2 separate regions of the Homo sapiens genome follow, and region 1 is linked to region 2. The links are chromatin loops, found by intact Hi-C in ENCODE. Cell type or tissue: ascending aorta. All regions are shown on one strand. Each heading gives the region's core, and the rest is flanking DNA. Links, peaks and the distances in the headings are about the cores only.

Region 1 (11,497 bases), core at 3,296-5,795, 210 kb after region 2:
TGACACAAGTAGTGGGTCCCCAGGTGACCCACAGTTCCGTCTGACATGGCTATAAATCAAGGGTTCCCCTAAGCCCCCTTCATGTTCAATAATTTGCTATAACAGCTCAGACAACTCAGGGAAACACTTTACTTATGTTTACCTGTTTATTATAAAGGATACAAATGAACGGTGAGATGAAGAGGTACACAGGGCAGAGGTCTCTGGAAGGGTCCCAAATGCAGGAGTGTTTGTCCCTGTGGAGTTTGGAGTGTGTCAACCTCCTGGTTCGTGGATGCATTCACCAACCTGGAAGCTCTTTGAACCCCATCTCCATCATTTAGGGTTTTTATGGCAGCTTCATTACATAGGCATGATTAAGGAAAACACTGATCGTGAGTGATTCACTACATCTCCAGCCCCTCTCCCTCCCCTGAAAGTCATGGGGTGGAACTGAAAGCTTTAACCCTTTAATCACGTCTTGATCTTCCTAGTGATGGTATGATGTGGCTGTGTCCCCACCCAAATTTCATCTTGAATTGTAGTTTCCACAATCCCCACATGTCATGGGAGGGACCTGGTGGGAGATAATTTAATCCTGGTGGTGGTTACCCTCATGCTGTTCTCGCAATAGTGAGTTCTCACGAGCTCTGATGGTTTTATGAGGGGCTTCCCTCCCACCCCCTCGCTCTCATTCTTCTCCTTCCTGCCGCCATGTGAAGAAGGATGTGTTTGCTTCCCCTTCTGCCGTGACTATAAGTTTCATGAGGCCTCCCCAGCCCTGTGGAACTGTGAGTCGATTAAACCTCTTTCCTTTAGGCCAGGCATGGGGGCCGAGGCAGATGGATCACTTGAGGTCAGGAGTTCAAAACCAGCCTGGCCAACATGGCGAAACTCTGTCTCTACTAAAAATACAAAAAAATTAGCCAGGCATGGTGGCAGGTGCCTGTAATCCAGGCTACCTGGGAGGCTGAGGCAGGAGAATTGCTTGAACCTGGGAGGCAGAGGTTGCAGTGAGCCGAGATCGTACCACTGCACTCCAGCCTGGGTAAGAGAGGGAGACTCCATCTCAAAAACAAACAAACAAAAACCACCAGCAACAACAACAACAAAACACCTCTTTCCTTTATATAAGTTACCCAGTCTCAGGTATTTCTTCATAGCAGTGTGGGAATGAACTAATACAGGTGACTACTCACATGTGGCAAATGCAGACAAGGGCACTCTGTGCTATTGGGATGCTGAGGTGGGGGTGTGATAGGAGTTTGGCAGGACTTGTTTCCCAAGACATAGGTCACAAGGACCCCCCTGATAAAACAGGATGTGGTAAAGGAGCCAGCCAAAACCCCCCAAAACCAAGATGGTGATGAAAGCGACCCTTGGTCCTCTCACCGCTCATTATACACTAATCATAATCCATGATTTGTCCATGGTGAAGGAAACTCCCACCAGAAACACGACAGCTTACATACGCCATGGCAACATCCGGAAGTTACCCTATATGGTCTAAAAAGGGGAGGAACTCTCATTTCTGGGAATTCTCTGACCTTTTCCTGGAAAATTCATGAATAAGCCACCCTTGTTTAGCATGTGAGCAAGAAACAAACATAAAAATAGCAACCTGCAACTCTCACGGCTGCTCTTCCGATGGCATAGCCACTCTTACTCCTTTACTTTTAAAATAAACTTGCTTTCACTTTACTCTGTTAACTCTTGAATTCCTTCCTGTGCAAAGCCAAGAACTCACGTCGCCTCCTGGGCTGAACTCCAATGTGGGGGTTCACCCTGTGACAGGTGGATGGGCTGGAGTCCAGGAGTTCGGGTCCAGCCTAAGCAACATAGTGAGACCCCCCATCTCTATTTTTTTCTCAGACAGTATAAGAGACAGATGAAGCAAAGTGCATAAATGGCTGTGAGGAGCATGTGGTTTGTCAAAGCTGGAACTTTATTTACAAACAAGTTCCAGCATTATCTGAGTGGGTGCTGCTAACAATTATAGCGTGTTCTTTCAAACTGCAGACTGGGATTAGACGGTTTGCCAAAAAGCCACTGAGTACATCAAAGCGAGAATTCTGAATTCTCCATTTATCTTCAGATTTATCACTCCCTCCCTCTGTGCCCTTCTCTGCATCTGCTGTATGTGAGTATGGAGAGTCCACACAATTCAGTCTGTACCAGTGGTCTAGGTTTTCAACTACATCTCATTGGTCAAGCATGTTTGCATTCACAGAAGGAACCCTACCCCCATTTTTGTTTTCCTGTTTTATTTTTAGTACATTTTAGGCCTTAAGAATGTAGGGTTTTTTTGTTTGTTTTTTTTTCCTATGAGACGGGAGTCTTGCTCCATAACCCAGGCTGGAATGCAGTGGCATGATCTCGGCTCACTGCAACCTCCCCGTCCCGGGTTCAAGCGATTCTCCTGCCTCAGCCTCCCATGTAGCTAGGAATACAGGCATGCACCACCATGCCTGGCTAATTTTTTTTTTAATTTTTTTTTTAATTTTTAGTAGAGACGGGGTTTCACCATGTTGGCCAGACTTGTTTTGAACTCCTGACCTCAGGTGATCCGCCCACCTTGGCCTCTCAAAATGCTGGGATTACAGGCATGAACAACCATGCCTCACCAATAGTGTTTTATCATACAGAAATAGAAATTACAAATCTCTCAGGAAGTTCTTTGGAAGTGCAGCTTTAAAGACATACTTTTTGACCCCCACTGTTTTCTTTTGCCCAGCTTGGATATGTGTTCTGCCTTCATTGTCTCTTCAAGGAGGCATTCACAGGCAGCAGAGCTCTTTTGTGGAGGAACTTTTATAACATTGTCAGTTGCTTTAAGCAGACGTTCTCAAGGCTGATCTGTAGGCTGGATCCAGTGGCTGACAAGGATTTTACTGATTTGTACAATACGAGAAAAATAAGAACAATGCAATGAGTTTTTCATAAAGGAATTTTTTTTTTTTTGAGATGGAGTTTCACTCTTGTCGCCCAGGCTGGAGTGCAGTGGTGCAATCTTGGCTCACTGCAAACTCTACCTCCTGGGTTCAAGTGATTCTCCTGCCTCAGCCTCCTGAGTAGCTGGGATTATGGGTGCCCACCACCATGCCTAGCTAATTTTTGTATTTTTAGTATTGATAGGGTTTCACCATGTTGGCCAGGCTGGTCTCTAATTCCTGACGTCAGGTGATCCGCCCGCCTCGGCCTCCCAAAGTGCTGGGATTACAGGTGTGAACCACCGTGCCTGGCCTCATAAAGGAATTTATTTGTGTCACTTTGACGTATTCTGAGATTGCATGCCCTCTTCTTTTTGAGTTTAAATGTCTTTTATAATAGTAGGATAATAAGAGATAGGTGTTAAAAAAAAACCCATACATATTTACTTAATAAAATTAACTCAATGCTTAAACGTATTTGCAAATTTTGCTACTCTGTGAAATCCAAAAGTCCAGAGAACTACCATTTTAATGAATGCAACTTGAGATTTAATGTGATACAATGGATTTAATAAGATTTAATTAAATTCCATTCTGATGAGAAAGTTTTAGATAATCCAGCTCTCCATATTCAGAAAAGTCAACCTACCAGCCCAATTTAATGCTTAGATCCACCACAGGGAAGCAGAAATCAGTCTGGATAATGAAGACCAGAGAGCCAGACTCTTAGACCTAAAGGAACTTCAGAGATCACGTCTCATCATACAGCTGAGAAAATAGACTTGATGGTTTGTATTCCTGGTCCTGCCATTTACTTGCCATTGCCTTGAGCTAGCTACTCACCACAACTGCAAAGGGTCCCTTCAGGTCTGAAATTCTGAAACTTAACAAGTAACATATTAAGAAAAAGAGATGAGGCCGGGCACGGTGGCTCACACCTGTAATCCCAGCACTTTGGGAGGCTGAGGCAGGCGGATCGCTTGAGGTCAGGAGTTCCAGAACAGCCTGGCCAACATGGTGAAACCTCGTCTCTACTAAAAATACAAAAAGTAGTCGGGCGTGGTGGCACATGCCAGTAATTCCAGCTACTTGGGAGGCTGAGGCAGGAGAATCGCTTGAACCTGGGAGGCGACAGTTGCAGTGAGGTGAGATTGCACCACTGCACTCCAGCCTGGGTGACAGAGTGAAACTGTCTGAAAGAAAAAAGAAAAAGAAAAAGAGATCCATCCTCATGGGTAAAGGGTAAAATCCAGGGAAATTCAAGCTGATGCAGAAAACAACAAAATACTCATTTTTTTATTGCCCCAAATGGCCACGATTCATAAGGCTTTATTGTAGCTTGGTATGGAGGGGAAAACCAGATTCCTTATCCCACCCACCTGCCTCTTGCTTTCCTAATAAAGGTGTCATGGTAGTTCAAGGCCTGCGGATCAGTGGATCCAAATGCGAACAGTTACTGCCCCCTAGTGGATTTACAGTATGGTGCTCATTTATAAATTCAGATTAAAGCTTGACTGCCCTGTTGCTGAAAGAATTCATCTTTGGCGGTGGAGGGACCTTAAGAAGCCACCTTCATTTTTATGTTTTAACATGTTTTAATGCCCTCATTCTGCAGATGGGGACACTGGTCCTCTAAGTCACGTAGGTGCCCCAGGGCTTTTTGTTCCAAGTCCGGGGCCCACGCCACTGCACCACAGTTTCATTAGGCTGCACGAGCTCCAGCTATTTCTGGAGTTGCTGGGGAACTACCATGACCCGTCCTTCTGTGGCAGGGAAAGCAAGATACCACCTCATGTTTGGTTTGCCTCCCACTGCGACTTTTGCTGTGGAGGACACCTCTGACACAGCTACGTGACCTAGTAAGGCACACAGGGAGAATGCCGTGTGATCATGAAGGCAGATTTTCAGCAAAACACCAGAGCCAGGCCAGTGTGGTGGCTCACGCCTATAACCCCAGCACTTTGGGAGGCGGAGGCTGGTGGATCACCTGAAGTCAGGAGTTCAAGACTAGCCTGACCAACATGGTGAAACCCCATGTACTAAAAATACAAACATTAGCTGGGTATGGTGGCGGCGCCTGTAATCCCAGCTATTTGGGAGGCTGAGGCAGGAGAATCATTTGAACCCAGGAGGTGGAGGTTGCAGTGAGCTGAAGATCGCACCATTGCACTCCAGCCTGGGCGACAAGAGTGAAACTCCATCTCAAAAAAAAAAAAAAACACAATAACAACAACAAAACACCAGAAGCCACGACAGCTGCACCAAACAGATTCACCCTCATGGCTCTCAGAAGGGGCTGACCCAACCAACACCCTGATCTCAGACTTCTGACTTCCACAATCGTGGGATTACACATTTCTGCGGTCTAAGCTGCTCCGTTTGTGACACTGTTACAGCAGCTCTAGCAAGTGAATACAGATTTTGCAGAGATTTATCCCTCAAACACTTTTCAGTGGTTACTTTGATTTTGCTGAACCAAATTAAGTTGACTTCCCCAAAGCAGCCAACGACTGGAAAACTTCAAATTGTAAGGATATGTGAACTTCGAATCTCCAGTCCAGTGACTCATCCTGAGCAGGAATTCCTTATACAATGTCTTTGTCAGCCAGGGTAAAAAAGGGTGCTGTGCCCTTACAAAGAAAGTATGACAAAGAAACAGAGAAAGCTGGACTGCCCACAGCCAGACAAACTATTCTGTAATAGAAGTTAGGCTTAGAATGCAATGAAGAATTAACGTGCTCGACTACCTTCAATACTTGGAGCTACAGAGAGGTGCTTCTGATGAAGCTGGAAATGAGGAAAACGGAAAACACAGTTGTCACCTGGGAGCTCAACTCTGAGATCACTTATAAGGGATCAGAGCAGAGACACGCAAGGTCACCTGAGCAAAGCAAAAGGAAAGTCAGAGAAGCAAATGTTGGCATTTCCTATCCAAGCGCTGTATAAGGGAGAATGAGTTTCAGTCACCAAACCTGAAGTATCTCCTGTTCTAAAGGACAGGTTCTCCTTTTAGGTGGAGATAGATGCAGGGAGTTATGGCTGGAGGACTTCATGTATTTCTGATTCCATCGGCAAGACTCTCTCTGATATAAATGGAATGCACTAAGCTGTCATAGTTTGATGCCATTAACCATTCCTCGAATTGGCCTTCTTCCTTCATGATCACATGGCGTTCTCCCTGTGTGCCTTACTAGGTCCTTGGCTGTGTCTGAGGCGTCCTCCATAGTTTGATGCCATTAATAATTCCTCTAATTGGTAAATATTCCTCTAAACTATTAGCAACCCCATGCTAACTCCGTGAGTACTGACAACCTTCAGATTATCCGTGGCTTCCATTGTGCCTTAGAGAGAGAACACACTGGATTGCCCCCAGGTTAACTGGCTACTCATGACAATAATTCTTCATACTAAACCCTCAATAAAAGCCTCTGGCCAGGTGCAGTGGTTCACGCCTAAAATCCCAGCACTTTGGTGGGCCAAGGCAGGAGGATTACTTGAGGCCAGTAGTTTGAGACCAGCCTGGGCAACATGGTGAGACCACATCTCTACAAAAAAGTAAAATATTACCTGGGTGTGATAGCATGTGCCTGTAGTTCCAGCTACTTGGGAGGCTGAGGCAGAGGACTGCTTGAGCTCCAGAGGTTGAGGCTGCAGTGAGCTATGATAATGCCACTGCACTCCAGCCTGGGTGCCAGATTGAGATCCTCTCTCTGGAAAAAAAAAAGGGGCTGATTATCATTTTCCTCATGTGCTCTGCTTATGAAAGAGACTGAACAATAATATGCACACAAACATTCTAGTCTGATGAAATTTTATTCTTTACTGCAAGTTGATAAAAGGCACTCTTTTATTCTTTTTTATTTTTATTTTTATTTATTTATTTTTTTTTTGAGACGGAGTCTTGCTCTGTCGCCCAGGCTGGAGTGCAGTGGCACGATCTTGGCTCCCTGCAAGCTCCGCCTCCCAGGTTCACGCCATTCTCCTGCCTCAGCCTCCCGAGTAGCTGGGACTACAGGCGCCCGCCACTATTCCCGGCTAATTTTTTGTATTTTTAGTAGAGACAGAGTTTCACCGCGTTAGCCAGGATGGTCTCGATCTCCTGACCTCGTGATCCACCCGCCTCAGCCTCCCAAAGTGCTGGGATTACAGGCGTGAGCCACCGCGCCCGGCAAAAGGCACTCTTTTATTAACCTTCCGTCTGCACATTTTTTAGTTGGTGTAAATGAGCCTCTCAGCCATCACCATCATCACAGGGCAACAACTAACAAGAGGGAGCCTTTGAGACTTCAACACACAGGCCCTCAAATAAAACACAGCATGGGTGACTTCTGCTATCATCTATGGTGGAGGAACCGGTACAGAATTAGCCTTCCCACCATAAACTACAGAAAAACTAGACAAAAAATATGAGGCAACTCTTCCAGGCACTGGATCACAGGAAGAGAAAGAGTGTAATTCTGGAAAGAATGGGGTTTGAGACCAGCTTGGCCAACGTGGTGAAACCCTGCCTCTACTAAAAGTACAAAAATTAGTCCCGTGTGGTGGCGGGCACCTGCAATCCCAGCTGGGAGGCTGAGGCTGAGGCAGGGAGACTCCTTCTCAGAAAAATAAAAAAAAAGTCCTGTGGAGCTGAGGAGGTGAAAGATGCCAGACGCAAGAGCAGACGGTAGGCTACATTATTATAAGTATCATTATTATTATTATTATTATTATTATTATTTTGAGATGGAGTTTCACTCTGTCGCCCAGGCTGGAGTACAGTGGCGCGATCTCGACTCACTGCAACCTCCGCCTCCCAGGTTCAAGCAATTCTCCTGCCTCGGCCTCCTGAGTAGCTGGGATTACAGGCGCCTGCCACCATGCCCAGCTAATTTTTGTATTTTTAGTAGAGATGGGGTTTCACCATGTTGGCCAAGCTGGTCTTGAACTCGTGACCTCAGGTGATCCGCCCGCCTCGGCCTCCCAAAGTGCTGGGATTACAGGCGTGAGCCACTGCGCCCGGCCTATTATCATCATTATTATTATTATTATTATTATTATTATTATTATTATTATTATTATTATATTTTGAGACGGAGTCTCACTCTGTTCCCCAGGCTGGAGTGCAGTGGTGCAATCTCGGCTCACTGCAACCTCTGCCTCCTAGGTTCAAGTGATTCTCCTGCCTCAGCCTCCCAAGTAACTGGGACTACAGGCGCGCCCGCCACCACGCCCGGCTAATTTTTGTATTTTTAGTGGGGACCGGGTTTCGCTAAGTTGGCCAGGTTGGTCTCCAACTCCTGATCTCAGGTGATCCACCCTCCTAGGCCTCCCAAAGTGCTGGGATTACAGGCGTGAGCCACTGCGCCCGGCCATAAGCATTATTTTAAAAGCAAACTAAACTATAATGCTTAGGGATGCTGCTTGGATGGTAATGCAATAATATGATTACCATATTTTTAATTTAAGGAGGGCGGGTATCGGGAGGGCTCAGGAGGCCTCTGGGAGGCTATGGAGCTTTATTACTTGCCCTGGGAGGTGGTTTTTCAGGAATGTTTTTGATAAAGTAATAAGCTGCTTAACTGTTTTGTGCACTTTTTAAAAGATGTGTTCTATATTTCGCAATACAAATGGATTTTTTTTTTTTTATAAAAAGAAAACTTCATTCGGGATAAGCTGGGGGTGTCCGAGAGGAGCCAGGACCCACTCCCAGGCACATCACCATCTGCAGCCCGACCCCCTCCTCAGGCCGGGTGAGCGGCCTCGCGGGTCACCAGACTCCCAGAACGACGGCTGCAGGCCCCAGAGTCCACGAGGGTGGGTACAAATCCCCTGGGCACAAACAGCCCGGGATGGACACCATCCAGCTCTGCACCCCCTCTTCCCGCACTCCCCTGGCAAACTCAGTAGCCTCGGACCGTCTGCGCCTGCGCGGACGACTGGGCTGCGCATGCGCCCTCTGCCCCGCAGGAGCTGTAACAGTAGCTGAAGTTTAAAGAGAGGCTGACTGTGGGGTTGGGACTTCAGTCCTGTGTCCCTTGGACTGCATTGTAGGTTCCTAAAGGGGCAAATATGTTCAGTTCTAGAAATGTTCCTTTTTTTTCTTTTTTCTTTTCTTTCTTTTTTTTTTTTCCCGAGATGGAGTCTTGCTCTGTCGCCAGGCCGAAATGCAATGGCGCGATCTCGGCTCACTGCAACCTCCGCCTCCCGGGTTCAAGCCATTCTCCTGTCTCAGCCTCCCGAGTATGAGTATCTGGGATTACAGGCGCGCGCCACCACGCCCGGCTAATTTCTGTATTTTTAGTAGAGACGGGGTTTCACCATGTTGGCCAGGATGGTCTCAACCTCTTGACCTCATGATCTGCCCACCTCGGCCTCCCAAAGTGCTGGGATTACAGGCATGAGCCACCATGCCCGTCCCCCTTTTTTTTCTTTAGACGTATTCTCCCACTGTCACCCAGGATGGAGTGCCGTGGTGCAATCTCGGTTCACTGCAGCCTCCCCCTCCTGGGTTCAAGCGATTCTCCTGCCTCAGCCTCCTGACTAGCTGGAATTACAGGTGCGCCAACACACCTGGCTAATTTTTGTATTTTTAGTAGAGACTTTCGCCATGTTGGTCGGGCTGGTCTCGAACTCCTAGCCTCAAGTGATTTGACGGCCTTGGCCTCCCAGAGTGCTGGGATTACAGGCGTGAGCCACTGCACCCTGCCAGTTCTAGAAGTGTTCTAGCGCTGGGGTTAGCAGACCTCTAAAGGGTGAGATAGTAACTATTTTAGATTTTGTAGGCCAAGAGACAAAATCCAGGACATTTAAGAGAGAAAAACAAAATTGCCACAATGTTTTAAATTGATGAAATTAAAAATATTATAATAGAGTACATATATTTTTAGTATAGGCCTACTAATGAGAAGTATGGAATTCTTTTTTGGGAGTGGGATATTGAGGATAATATTTTCCTTAATAGCGGCTCAAAGTTAGTGTTCTCTAGCTCTAAAACACAAATTGATTGTAATGTTCATCTGTTAATACAGATTTACTGTGAGATTTTACCCACTTCATTTTTGAAATGTCCTTTACTGCCAAAAACTGGTATGGGGCCCCCAGCATATGACTTCAATTGATCATATTCATCGCCAGGATAGGAGGGAGGCATTTACAGAATTCTATTTGATTCTTCTCTTGATAGTTGCCTTTTTGCAGGTCATCATATTGCAGATTAATCACTGCCAATAGAAGGTTAGGTGGAAGTGCAGTAGGAAGTGGAACTCCAGAGGTGGGGCTTGGACACCAGACCTAATTGAGGACTAGTTAAAACAGGCGTGGGGCAAAAGCACCACCCCATAAGACACACCCACCAGCAAAGGACATGAACAGACACTTCTCAAAAGAAGACATACCTGTGGCCAAAAATCATGAAAAAAAGCTGAATATCACTGATCATTAGTGAAATGCAAATGAAAACCACGATGAGCCATTCTCACACCAGTCAGAATGGCTATTATTAAAAAGTGAAAAAATAACCGATGCTGGTGAGGTTGTGGAGAAAAAGGAACGTTTTTACACTGTTGGTGGGAGTGTAAATTAGTTCAACCATTGTGGAAGACAGTGTGGGTGTGGCAATTCCTCAAAGACCTAGAGACAGAATTACCATCTGACCCAGCAATCCCATTACTGGATATATACCCAAAGGAATATAAATCATTCTGTTACAAAGACACATGCACATGTATGTTCACTGCAGCACTTTTCACAACAGCAGACATGGAATCAACCTAAATGCTCATCAATAACAGACTAAAGAAAATGCAGTACATATACACCATGGAATACTCTGTAGCCATAAAAAGGAACAAGGTCATGTCCTTTGCAGGGACATGGATGGAGCTGGAGGCCATTATCCTTAGCAAACTAACGCAGGAACAGACAACCAAATACTGCATATTCTCACTTGTAAGTGGGAGCTAAATGATAAGAACACATAGACACATGGAGGGGAACAACTCACACTGGGGCCTACCAGAGGACGGTGGGTGGGAGGAGGGAAAGGATCAGGAAAAATATCTAATAGATATTAGGCTTAATTCCTGGGTAATGAAATAATCTGTACATCTGTATTAGTCTGTTTTCACACTGCTATAAAGAAATACCCAACACTGGGTAATTTATAAAGGAAAGAGTTCCACATGGCTTGGGAGGCCTCAAGAAACTTACAATCATGACAGAAAGTGAAGGGGAATCAAGTAGCTTCTTCACAAGGTGGCAGAAGACAGAAGAGCGAAGGAAGAACTTCCAAACACTTATAAAACCATTAGATCAGGTGAGAACTCACTCACTATCATGAGAACAACATGGGGGAAACCTCCCCCATGATCCAATCACCCCCCTTGCTCGACACAAGGGGATTACAAATCCCTCCCTCAATACAGGGGGATTACAATTCGAGATGAGACTTGGGTGGGGACACAGAGCCAAACTATATTAACAACAAAACCCCATGACACACATTTACCTATGTAACAAACCTGCACATCCTGCACATTTACTCATAAAATTAAAATAAAAAGACATGCCCACCAGTGTGCCATGCCCATTGCCATGGCAACACCCCA
Region 2 (11,497 bases), core at 5,692-8,191:
CCTCCCGCCTCCCAAAATGCTGGGATTACAGGCATGAGCCACTGCACCCGGGCCCCATCCGCTTTTTTTAATTTAAATACATTCAAGTCCTTTTGAAAGTGTAGGTAGCTCCCCTAATTGCTTCGGATTTCTTTGTGATAAATATACCTGTTCCTAAAAGTTAAGCGTTCACAGCAGCAAGGAATTCAAATCAGGCTAAAGTTACTTCCAGAGCGCTGGTCGTCAATCTTCCATCAGAACCACCTGAAAGGCTTCCATCAGAACCACCCAGGAGGGTTATTCGGTGGGTCTGGTGTGGAGGCAGAGACTTACATGGCCAGTTCACAGGTGATGCTGACCGGCTGGTTGGGGAAATGCACTTAGAAAACCCTAAGTATATTTCTCTGATATGCTAATATTTTGTCTTGGTCTAAAGAGGACCAGTATCCCCAGAAGGGCAGAGGGGGCGAGTTCTCCCTGGTACCAGGAGCTCCTGCCTTTGCTTGTCAGGACATCCAGCAAGGCCCATGATGTCATCAGGCACCGGGGCTGCCTGGGCCCTCTCCACTGAGGCACCCACTGACCATATCCTGGAACCCCAACCTGGCACATGTGTGTGGGGGTGCAAGAGCATGGCTGGTGGCCCTGGCCCAAGGGGGCTGCAGGCACCCCTACCCCGTACCATGTTCACACAGCACAGGAATGGAGAAGGCAGATTCTTGAAGGAATGCATCCCCTGCACCAAAATCCACTGAAGGCATGGACCTGGCCCTGGCCCCACCTTCAGCAGCCCTGAGTGGTCAGATGTGGCCATCCTAGGGGCTTCTTCCTTGGAGCCAGCCCTGGCCTGGTCTCAGCCCCTGTGTGTGAGGTGGTTGGGGGTTGTGATAGGTTAGAACCTCCACTTTCCCCAGCTGCCCCCAGAAGAGATGGGGAAGATGAAGGGGGGGCCACAGAATCATGCAAGAGCCGTGAGTGAGGGCAGGGATCACAGCCCTATTGGCCAAGTCCTCCTCGAAGGGATCACTGTGGAGGCCAGGCGGAGCTCCTCAGAATGCTCCTCAGGAAAGAGGGGCTGCACACAAATGGGCAACACACACACGAAAAGGTGCTCAGCATTGCTAATCATCAGAGAGCTGCAAATGAAACCACAATGAAATACTGTCTCACACTTGTTAGGAGGGCTCCTATAAAAAAGAAAAAGGCCTGGAATCCCACCACTTTGGGAGGCCGAGGCAGGAGGATTGCTTGAGCCCTGGAGTTCAAGACCAGCCTCGGCAACATAGCAGGAACCCCGTCTTTAATAAATAAATACATAAATGAAAAAATCATGCCAGGCATGGTGGTTCACGCCTGTAATCCCAGCACTTTGGGAGGATCTCTTGAGCCTAGGGGTTCGAGACCAGCCTGGGCAACATGACAAAACCCTATTTCTACAAAAAAAAAAAAAAAAAAACTAGCAGGGCATGGTGGTGCGTGCGCCTGTAGTCCCAGCTACTTAGGAGGCTGAGGTAGGAGGATCGCTTGAGCCTGGGAAGCAGAGGTTGTAGTGCCCCAAGATCATGCCATTGTACTCCAGCCTGGGCTACAGAGGGAGACCTGGTCTCAAAAAATCAAATCACACGTGTTGGCAATGATGCAGAACCCTTGTGCATTGTGGGTAAGAATGTGAAGTGCTATAGCCAACTATAGAAAAGAGTATGAAAATGGCTTTAAAATGCCTATGATTCAGCAATTCCATTTCTGGGCATATACCCAAAAGAACCGAAAGCAGAGTCTTGAGGAGATATTTGTACATCTATTTTCTTAGCAGCATTATTCACAATGGCCAAGAGGTCATTGTGAGGCAGCACAACTGTCCATCCACAGACACTGGATAAACAAAACGTGGTCAGGCCAGGCGCGGTGGCTCACACCTGTAATCCCAGCACTTTGGGAGGCTGAGGCGGGCGGATCACCTGAGATCAGGAGTTTGAGACCATCATGGCCAACATGGAGAAACCCTGTCTCTACTAAAAATACAAAAATTAGCCAGGCATGGTGGCGCATGCCTGTAATCCCAGCTACTCAGGAGGCTGAGGCAGGAGAAAGGCTTGAACCCAGGAGGTGGAGGTTGCGGTGAGCCGAGATCGCACCATTGCACTCCAGCCTGGAGTAATAATTAATTATAATATAATAAAATTAAAAATAAAAAATAAAACGTGGTCTATGCATACAATGGAATATTATTCAGTCTTAAAAAGGAAGGAAATCCTGTCACATGCTACAACAGATGGACACTGAGGACATGAAGTGAAAGAAGCCAGTAATGAGAGGACAAATACTGCATCATCCACTTAAATGAGGGCCCTCGTGCAGTGAAATTCATAGAAAGTAGAATGGGGGTTGCCTGGGGCTGGGAGGAGGTGGAAATAGAGGGTTGATTAATGGGTACAGAGTCTCAGTTTTGTGAAATGAAAATGTTCTGGAGATGTTTCGGAACACTGTAAATGGACTTAGCACTACTGAACTATACACTTAAAAATGGTTAAGGGAGGGCCAGGCACAGTGGCTCACACCTGTAATCCCAGCACTGTGGGAGGCTGAGGCGGGCGGATCACTTGAGGTCAGGAGTTCAAGACCAGCCTGGCCAACATGGTAAAACCCCGTCTCTACTGAAAAAAAAAAAAAAATTCACACACAAAAAATTAGCTGGGCATAGGGGCTCATGCCTGTAGACCCAGCTACTTGAGAGGCTGGGGCAGGAGAATTGCTTCAACCCGGGAGGCGGAGATTGCAGTAAGCCTAGATTGCGCCACCGCACTCCAGCCTGGGTGACAGAGTGAGACTCCGTCTCAAAACAAAACAAAACAAAAACAACAATTAAAAAAAAAGAGTTAAGGTAGTACAAGTTATGGGTTTTTTACCGTAATAAAATGAAAAAGGCAAGGAGGCTGCGAAAGCCATTTAGTCCTATATTTCCAACTCACAGATGAGGAAACTGAAGCCCAGAGAGGAGCGACTTTGCCCAGGTGCACAGCCCCGGCAGGAGTTCCATCAGGACAGTCTTGGCAGACTGGAAAGCATCCTGCAGGAGTGAAGCACGCCAGTGCGCAGCTGGTCTCGGCTCAGCGCCTCCACCCTCAGAGGCCAGAGTCGTTGCTAGGTTTGAAGAGGGGGCCAAAGAGGGTTAAAATGTTCACATGTGCCAGGGGTACTCAGAGAGGCCCAAGTGGGTTATCTAGAAAATCCATTTAAGAGGAACAACTCCCTCGTGGCTGATGTCGGCTAACCCTCCCCAGCCACCTTTAAGCACATTGCAGGTGTCTAGGAAAGGGAATCCAGGATGCTGGTTCATACTGTGGGCTCCAGGGCTGGCCTCATGATTCCTATCCCGGGGCCATCATTTCCTCTGTGGCACTTCTGTGTGCCTCATTCTACTCATCTGCAAAATGGGAGAATAGTACTCTATAAGGTTGCTGTGAGGATGAAATGAATTAGATCATTTAAAGGGTTTAGAATCATGCCTGGCACAGTCAGTGCTCAGCTATTATCTCTCGTTGGGAGATACTGAGAGTGTATGTCCATCCTCCAGGCATTTCAGTTCTCTGTTTATGACCCCACTTGGGGTCTGACAGCAGGCTATGCCATTGCAGGGGCAGGCAGCGCGGGTCTGGGGTATGGGACCCTCTGCCTGGCCCCTGGAGTGTGGTCTGGTGTCTCCTAGGTCTTCAGTGTTGCTGGGCCAGGAGCACAGAAGCTGGGGGTAGGGTGGACAGCTCCAGGGCCCAGACCTCCAACTTCCTTTGGCCCCCCAGCTGACCCAGGACTGACAGAGAGGAGAGAAAGCGACTGCCACGCAAGAGAGGCTGTGGGGATCACAGCAGTGAACACAGCCTCTTGCGCCCTTTTCTGACATCCTCCTTTGCCTGCCTGCTTTCCTCTCTTCCATCTGATGCCCTGTGCGTGTTCCTGGTATGTTTTTGATTGCCAGTCTTCCCCCTGGACATTCTCAGCTCAAGCACAGGTGTCCCCAGCATGGGTGGAGGGCTTCCTGTGGTCCTGGCCAGTCCACAGCTAGCCTGACCTACCAGCTGAGTGGCACCAAGGCCTCAGGCCAATACGGAAGTCCCCACAAGGTGTCACCAGCCCAGTAGATACTGACCCGACTCAGAAGCTGCTATGCTCTCCACCACCCCAAGAAGGCATCTATTGGCCTGGGCCCACATCCCTACAGGTGGGGAGGGGCTCAGCCACCACAAGACACCTTCCCAGCCCCACTCTGGGTCCTCAGAGGTCCTGGCCACCCCCACCTCTTCCAACTGTGACTGCTGCCCCTTGCTGAGAGCTCGTCTAAGACCTGGGCTTCCATGGTCCCCGCCTGTGCTTCCAGCAGACATCACCAATCAATCCTGCCACTGTCCCACTGAGCAACAGGCAGCCTCGATGCTTTGCCTCTGAGCTGCAGGCTTCTGTGAGACTGGAGGTAACCATTGCTGGATGCAAGGAGACCCAGGGGAGGACCTGGCCAAGGTGCCACAGTGAGGCAGTGGGAGAGCCAGCCTTGGTGCCGTTCTTCCCAACAGCAGGCCACCAGCCACGGGGAGAGGGAGGCCTGGCTCATCCCCCAGTAACCCACAGCCCTCTGAATACTAAGGGAGGACTCAAATAGTCCTCCCCACAGCAAGTAAGTGGTGATGGCGGAGGTGGGGTGGCTTCAGGATTTGGGTTTAATCCCAAGCACGAGGGCGGGCAGGGAAAGGATTTGGTTTCATTCCTTCAGATGCCCAAGCCTTGGCCAGAGCCCCAGGGTGCAGGAGTGAGGGCGCGTGGCCACCCAGCCTGTACCAACAAAGCCTGCCTTTATTAAATAGAGATCGCGTTACATTCCATCCAAAGAAGGAAATCCGGACGTGGTGAGGGATGCGTCCAGGTGGGAGCTCCGAACGCTGGTCCTGAGTGGGCTCTGATGGGTGGGAGGGCCCAGGTCCTGCCTGCCCACCCAGGCCCCACATGCCAGGGCGCGTGTCTGCATGGCCACCCACAGCTGAAAACAGGCGTGGGTGATCTGAAGCCCTGTCTGTGTTCTACTGTGGCAGAAAGTGCCCCAGTCCTTCCAGCGGTTTTGGGAGCAGGGCCTCCAGGAGCACAGGGCTGAGACGGGGTGGGAGGGAAGGTGACAAGGGAGGCCTTTATGAAGGGGGAGGGAGGAAGGGGGAAAGGAAGGGAGGAAGCGGGGGAGGGGTCTTGACTCATCTTAACAAGGCTTTGGGGCAATTCTGTGCTATGGAGGCCCTGCCAGCCCCTCCTAGTAGTCCAATAGGGAGGCCACCGGGAACAAGGCACAGGATGGCCACAAGGGGGTGCTGCTGGCCCAGGGCTTGGCAGCTGGGGTGGAGGGTACCCTGGAGATCCAGCCACCCAGAACAGTCCCTTTCTGAAGACAAGCCAGCAACAAGGCACCTGCAGGCAGTTCTGGGGACTGGGGAGGGGGCGCTGGCTGCCTCAGGTGTCCCCTCCCAAGGGCTGAGGCCCCCCGAGTATGGATCCGAGCTCCCTGGTCTTTGGTGCTTTCTTGAAATCCTCCTGGTGGTGGCAGAACCCAGTGGGGAAGAGAGGGGGGTCTTGCCGTGAAGTCCAGGCCCGTCTGTCCCAGGATGGACGTGTGGTGCTGGCTCAGTGCTGCCTCCATGGCCTGTCTGTCCATCCATTCTGCCTCTGGCTCAGGGCTGGCTCCAGGCCCCCGTCTCCCTGTGTGTCGGCTTGTTCTGGGGTGGGTGTTTGCTCTGTCTCAGAGCTCCCCTTCAGGCCTGGGCCGCGCCCTAAGCCTCCTGGGGGAAGAAGCCGAGCTTGGCCAGTGACATCTCCTTCCGCAACCTCATGATCTCCCAGAACATGGGCTCTGCTGCAGGCAGAGAGAGGGTGAACAGGTCGGGGACAGCTCAGGGTCACCTCGGGCAGATGGCCAGGTCCCCTCCTGTGGCTTTGGACAGAGCAGCTGGCACAGCACCCTAGGGTCCCCGGCCCCCAAAACAGATGACCTCAGTGAGTGGCTGGACCTCTCTGAGGCTCCACTCTTGAGCCTTGGAAACTGCTGAGTGCCGACCACACCCGAGGGATCTGTTTGCACTACACTGACGGCCACCCCCACAGCCCGACGCAGACAAGCAGGTACACGCTGTCACATGCCACAGCGGTGGTCCAGACCTGGGAACTACATTAGACAAGGCACAGATGCCTCCCTGGGGTCTCACAAGGACCCTGCGCAGTGAGGCGGGGACCACAGCGGCCATCCAGGGACCTAGCAGGTGTCAACACCCAGCATGCCTTGGCCTTGGCCTCCAAGAGGACTTGACCCCCAGGATGGAGAGGAGATAGCTCCTTACTCAGAGGGTCGGGCCAGACTGGTTCAGGAGAAGACTCAGCAGCGAGCAAAGGTTGGTGGAGGAGCGGGGAGCCAGGCCTTGCAGAATGGGCTGTGGGGGGAGGGGGTGGAGGGAGGCCCTGTCCAGCATGGAGTGGAGTGGGAGCAAAGGCTGGAGGTGGGTGACCCTGTGTTCAGGTGACCAGGAGGAGGGGCCACCACCTCCAGGGCCAGGGAGAGATTCACAGGGGTGGCCCCCTTGTGCGGGGCCGGGAGAGGTTTGGGGACAGGAGAAAGACCAGCCGGACGGACTCAGGTACAGAGCTCAGCACCCAGGAAGTTTGTGAACGCTTTACTAAACCACAACCCTCCCCGCTCCCCAGCCTCCTAGCTGAGTCTTGCCTCCACTAGGGGCAGGTGGGCCCAGAGGGCACTTCCCCATCCAGCCCCACTCCCGTGTGCGATCCCTGCACCGGCCACCAGGGGGCGCTCACCGTCCTGCCGCACCAGGCCTTGCTGGATGTAGCGGATGTAGGTGAAGAAGTTGCACACTGCGGTGATCTGTGGGCAGAGGTGGGGACGGTGTGACCTGCCAGCCCCACGCTGGGGGTCCCCTGACAGGCGGATCTGAGTCCAGAGCAGGAGGCCCCAGGTCCCTGCAGAGCCAGGCAGTGCTCCCTGACTCAGCTGGGACTGGGCTTTCAAGTAGTAATCAACAACAGCATGACTAGCCCTGCTGTAATAGCAGCAGCAGCAGCAGCAGCCATTTCATCAAGCGCCTGCAGCGAACGGAGCAGACGCGCTTATTATTCCATCTTACATGGGGGAAAGCGGAGCCACCCGGGGAAAGCCGCTGACATCCATCACGGAGATGGCGGAGCTAATGAACCAGCATGCAGCAGAGCTGTGAGATGAACCGGGCAGGCTGTCCCGGAGTCTACACTCGCCCTCTCACAGGCCGGCTTGCTCCAGATGCTGGAGTTTTGGGCCAGCCAGGCCTCAGTCCAGTGCTACTGATAACACTGGGAAAGGAAAGGGGGTCAGAAGCCGCTCACCTGGGCTGCCCGGGGCCCCTGGGGCCTCAGGCCTGCTCCATGCCAGGCCCCGGGGACCCTGTGTTGGCTCAGACACTGCTATGAGGACTCACACCACGGAGAGGGTACTGTTGGTGCCTGGCCCAGGGCCCCTTCCCAGGCCCGGGCCCCATCTCCCAGCTGCTGAGAGTGGGGGCACTAATGGCTCAGAGGTGCCCCCCTCTGTACTCACTCCTCCTGTAGACCTCAGCCGATGACTGACTTGTGTGGAGATAGAAAGGACAGTCCCCTTGCCTCAGGGTGGAATCAACTCTGCTAAGAGCCCGGTGGATGGGGCTGAAGCTGGGCTGTAGCTAAGGCCACATCCTGGCTGGACTCCCCCGTCCCTTCCCTCATTCTCCTGGGAGCTGCACACAATCTCCAGGTGAGGCTCTGCCTCTTCGGAACCCAGCCTAAGACAGGGTGGAAGGTAGCCGGCGGCTGTGCCCGCCCGCAACAGCCCCTACTGAATGTCCAACACTCCTGGGGAGGGACATCAAGTGAGAGGGGCACCCGCAGGCTGGGGAGTGGAGAAGCTTCGGGGAGGGGCGGGACGGTGGTGGCCTGGCAAAGATAGGGAGGTGCGAGAGAGCGGGGCGAGGTCGGGGGACCAGCCCGTCGTGGCAGGGACACCGCTGCACAGGGAGGGTTGAGGAGAGGCTGCGGCAGGAGGGTGGGGCAGGGCAGAGCTCAGGACAGGAGCAGGGACAGTGGATGCCCACAGAGGCTCATGAGCAGGGAGTAGCAGGGAGGGGGCTTTCCCTCTCCAGGGAGTGTGCTAGGGAGAAAACACTTCTCCCTGTGGACCCCACATGTCTTGGTCTTTCAGGGCAGGGACCACATCCTAAAACTTCAGACCCTCCTCACCTCATCTCCCACCCCCAGCTTCATCCAGTGCAGCAGGACACCCAGGCCAGGGACTTAAAGTGCTAGAGGTGACATTGTTGAGCACGGGAACATCTTTTGTGGGGCCTGCTGTTGAGCCATGGTTGGGCCTGGAAAGCGGTGATGGAGATAAGTGGCCACTGAACAAGGCTCAGTGGGCACAAATCCACAGGGTAGGGGCTGCAGTGGACTCAGAGCCAGGATCCCAGGTCTCGGTGTGTGGCCCTGAACACACCCCTTTCCTCTGCCAAGGCTCAGCCTCCCTTTTGGTAAATGGGTGCTCAGCACACCGCTGGGAGGACTCACGCTCGGATGCCTTGTGGAGTTCATCAAGGACAGTATAGTCTGCTGCCAGCAAAGGGACCATTTGTCCCCTTTAGACCTGCTCCCCTGCGAGGAGCCTCTAGCAGGCCTGAGATGGTTCCTCAAGCTGTGTCACTGGAAACGTGTTTCCAAACATGTTCTCTTGTTCCCCTCAATCCTCTTAAGAGTCAACAGAGGGACAGAGGAAGAGGAATCCCTGTCCTCAATCCCCAGCTTGGTGAGAACCCCTGTCCTGGTCTGGGTCACTCGGCAGGGGAGGGTGGGAGCTGGGATTCCTAGAGGCCCCTTGGCACTCACGGCCGACTTAAGGCTGGTGCACCAGACGCACCGCTGAACCTTTTCCAAAGCTTCGGCCAGCACCTGAGTCTGGGCGTCAGGAGCCCCGCACTCTAACTGGAACTCTAGCATCACTCCTGGATTAGGTGACATTGAATGACAGAGGGGGGCGATGTCATCCCATGACATTTCATACATAAGGCTGCATCTCAGCCGACTGGAGAGTGGCCCTCCTGATGGCTCTGAAGTCAGCTGCCCTGTGCAACAAGGCCCTGTGGCAGGGGACTGCGGGTGTCCTCTAGAAGCTGAGGGTGTCCCCTTGCCAGCAGCCAGCAAGAAAATAGGGGCCTCAGTCCTTCAAACACAAGGAACTGAATGCTGCCAACAATGTGAGTTTTGAGGAGGACCCTGACTTCCAGAAAGGAACACAGTCTGCTGACAGCTTACTGCGACCTTGCAAGTCCCTGAGCAGAGAATCCAGTAAGTAAGTAGTGCTTAGACTCCAACATGGGGAACTGCGCTATTTTAAGCTACCAGGTTGATAGTAATTTGTTACACCGTAATAGCAAACCACTGCCCTTGGCTTGGCTGTGTGGCCCGAGTCAGTCTCTGCGCCTCTCTGAGCCTGTACCCTGCTCTGTAAATCAAGATGTAAGGCTGGGCGTGGTGGCTCACACCTATAATCCCAGCACTTTGGGAGGCCGAGGCAGGCAGATCACTTAAGGCCAGGAGTTCGAGTTCAGCCTGGCCAACGTGGTGAAACCCCATCTCTACTAAAAATACAAAATTAGCTGGGCGTGGTGGCACATGCCTGTAATCCCAGCTACTTGGGAAGCTGAGGCAGGAGAATTGCTAATGTCTGCCTGGGAGGCAGACATTGCAGTGAACTGAGATTGTGCCACTGCACTCCAGCCTGGGTGACAAAGACTCTGTCTCAAAAAATAAATAAATAAAATAAGTAAATCAAGGTGTAGTGCTATTCATACTCCCAGGCCCAGGGCCCAGTGTCCCAGCACCCAGGTGGCCCCAAAGGAGTCAAGTAACGCTTGCAAAGGCTGACTCACCCTGGCCCGGGAAGATGGCGAGATGTAGTAATGGCTTTTGGAGTCCCCGAGCCGGATTCGGTGGCGGCAGGTGCGGGTCAGCCCGCTCAGGGCACATGTGCTAGGGGAAAGCAAAATGGGTCACGGGGGCTGGCTGGGGCTTGCCCCTCTCCCTCACCCCTGCATACAGGGAAGATGCAGCAGCTGAGAGGATGCATGGGGAGGGGCAGGCCTCCCTTCCCCCACCCGGCTTCCAAAGGAACCCAGAGCCAGGCAGAGAAGGGAGCTGGCCCCAGCCATCCCTGGGACAGACCTCGAACTAAGCTGAGCTGTACCCCTAGAACCCTTGTTTTGCCCCTACTGGGCAAGAGAGCTTGGTTAATCTCATGCCAGGTGTACAAAGTCCCACCCTCTGCAGGCTCTGCATATGCCTCTCCCTCTACTTCTGGGGACTCAGACCAGGCACTCCTCCCCCAACTAGGCCAGAGTTGAGGTCTGGCTGCCTCCCGCTTCCCAACATCCAGCAGCTCCCCTGCTTCATCCATGCAGGCCTTCTGACCCCACTAACCCCCATGGTTCTCAGCCGCATGCCAACCAACCCCGTCTAAGAGCCTTCTCCCATGCCCTCTTCTCTCCTCCCCCCAGTCCTGCATGACGTCGCTCAGCATCTTCAGCCACCCACATGAAGGGTCTCCACAGGCCCTGAGCAACCCCCATCTGGGCCCCACTCCCCAAACCTGCTCTTCACTGGCCATCATCTGCTCGGCTCTCTCCTCCTCACCCTCTGCTTGGTCACCAAGTCCCCAGGCCAGGGCACAGCAGCAGTACTTTTGGCCTGCATCCCCTTGGCTCCTTCTGGCCAGCTCTCTGCCTCATCGCTCTCTTTCTTCTCCACATCAGAGCCAGGGCTCCTCCAAAAACCCACATCTAACCCATCATCTTTCTCTCTTGCTTTCCTAATTCCCAAGAAATGGGGAGAATCCCAAATAAATGAAGGTTTAAAAAGCTCCTTGGCTGCGGACTTATCAGAGCATTTGTTGCCTCCTGGTTCACTGGGACTCTCTGATGGACCAGAGAGCCTCTTTTCAGGTGGCAGCTATTGATGACTTTTTTTTTTTTTTGAGACAGGGTCTCACTCTGTCACCCAGACTGGAGTGCAGTGGTGCAATCTCAGCTCACCACAACCTCCGTCTCCCAGGCTCAAGCAATTCTCCTGACTCAGCCTCCCGAGCAGCTGAGATTACAGGCGTGTGCCACCACACCCGGCTAACTTTTATATCTTTAGTAGAGATGGGGTTTTCTCCATGTTGGCCAGGTTGGTCTCAAACTCCTGACCTCAAGTGATCCACCCGCCTCAACCTCCCAGAGTGCTGGGATTACAGGTGTGAGCCACTGCACCCGGCCTATTGATGACTTTTGCCGCACTGGCTGGTGGGTTAAAGCCCAAACCTGTGAAGGCTCTTTATACTCTGGCCCCAACAGCCTCTGCAGCCTCCACCCCAATTCCCTGTCCCCCCACTGCTTAGCCAGATGCCCCAGTGGTGCTTCCGTTAATACTCCAGCTTCTCACACCT

What was found. A loop is a pair of places that touch in the nucleus more often than their neighbours do. Peaks named below come from ENCODE experiments on the same cell type or tissue, not always from the same donor. Only the 100,000 strongest peaks of a DNase experiment are listed, where the experiment ranks them.
Region 1: it touches region 2 in a loop (7-fold over the local background); 68 of 110 quality-filtered maps call a loop at or near these places.

Annotation. Positions count from the first base shown.
Region 1 is chr11:62,103,816-62,115,312 of GRCh38, forward strand. No RefSeq gene overlaps it. Among named protein-coding and RNA genes, the nearest start is that of INCENP, 14 kb to the right of the region's middle. In ascending aorta, for the core only: a CTCF peak has its summit at 4,369 (motif pointing left); no DNase peak of the experiment used is centred there.
Region 2 is chr11:61,892,498-61,903,994 of GRCh38, forward strand. RAB3IL1 (RAB3A interacting protein like 1) reads right to left here. Exons shown (of 10, transcript NM_013401.4): 8 at 9,945-10,044; 9 at 6,817-6,883; 10 at 4,804-5,863. The coding sequence ends at 5,781. Among named protein-coding and RNA genes, the nearest start is that of FADS3, 6.7 kb to the left of the region's middle. RefSeq lists a silencer at 6,522-6,571 and enhancers at 6,922-6,971, 6,939-7,910, 7,022-7,091. In ascending aorta, for the core only: a CTCF peak has its summit at 6,786 (motif pointing right); a DNase peak (open chromatin) is centred at 6,804; H3K27ac peaks cover 984 bases.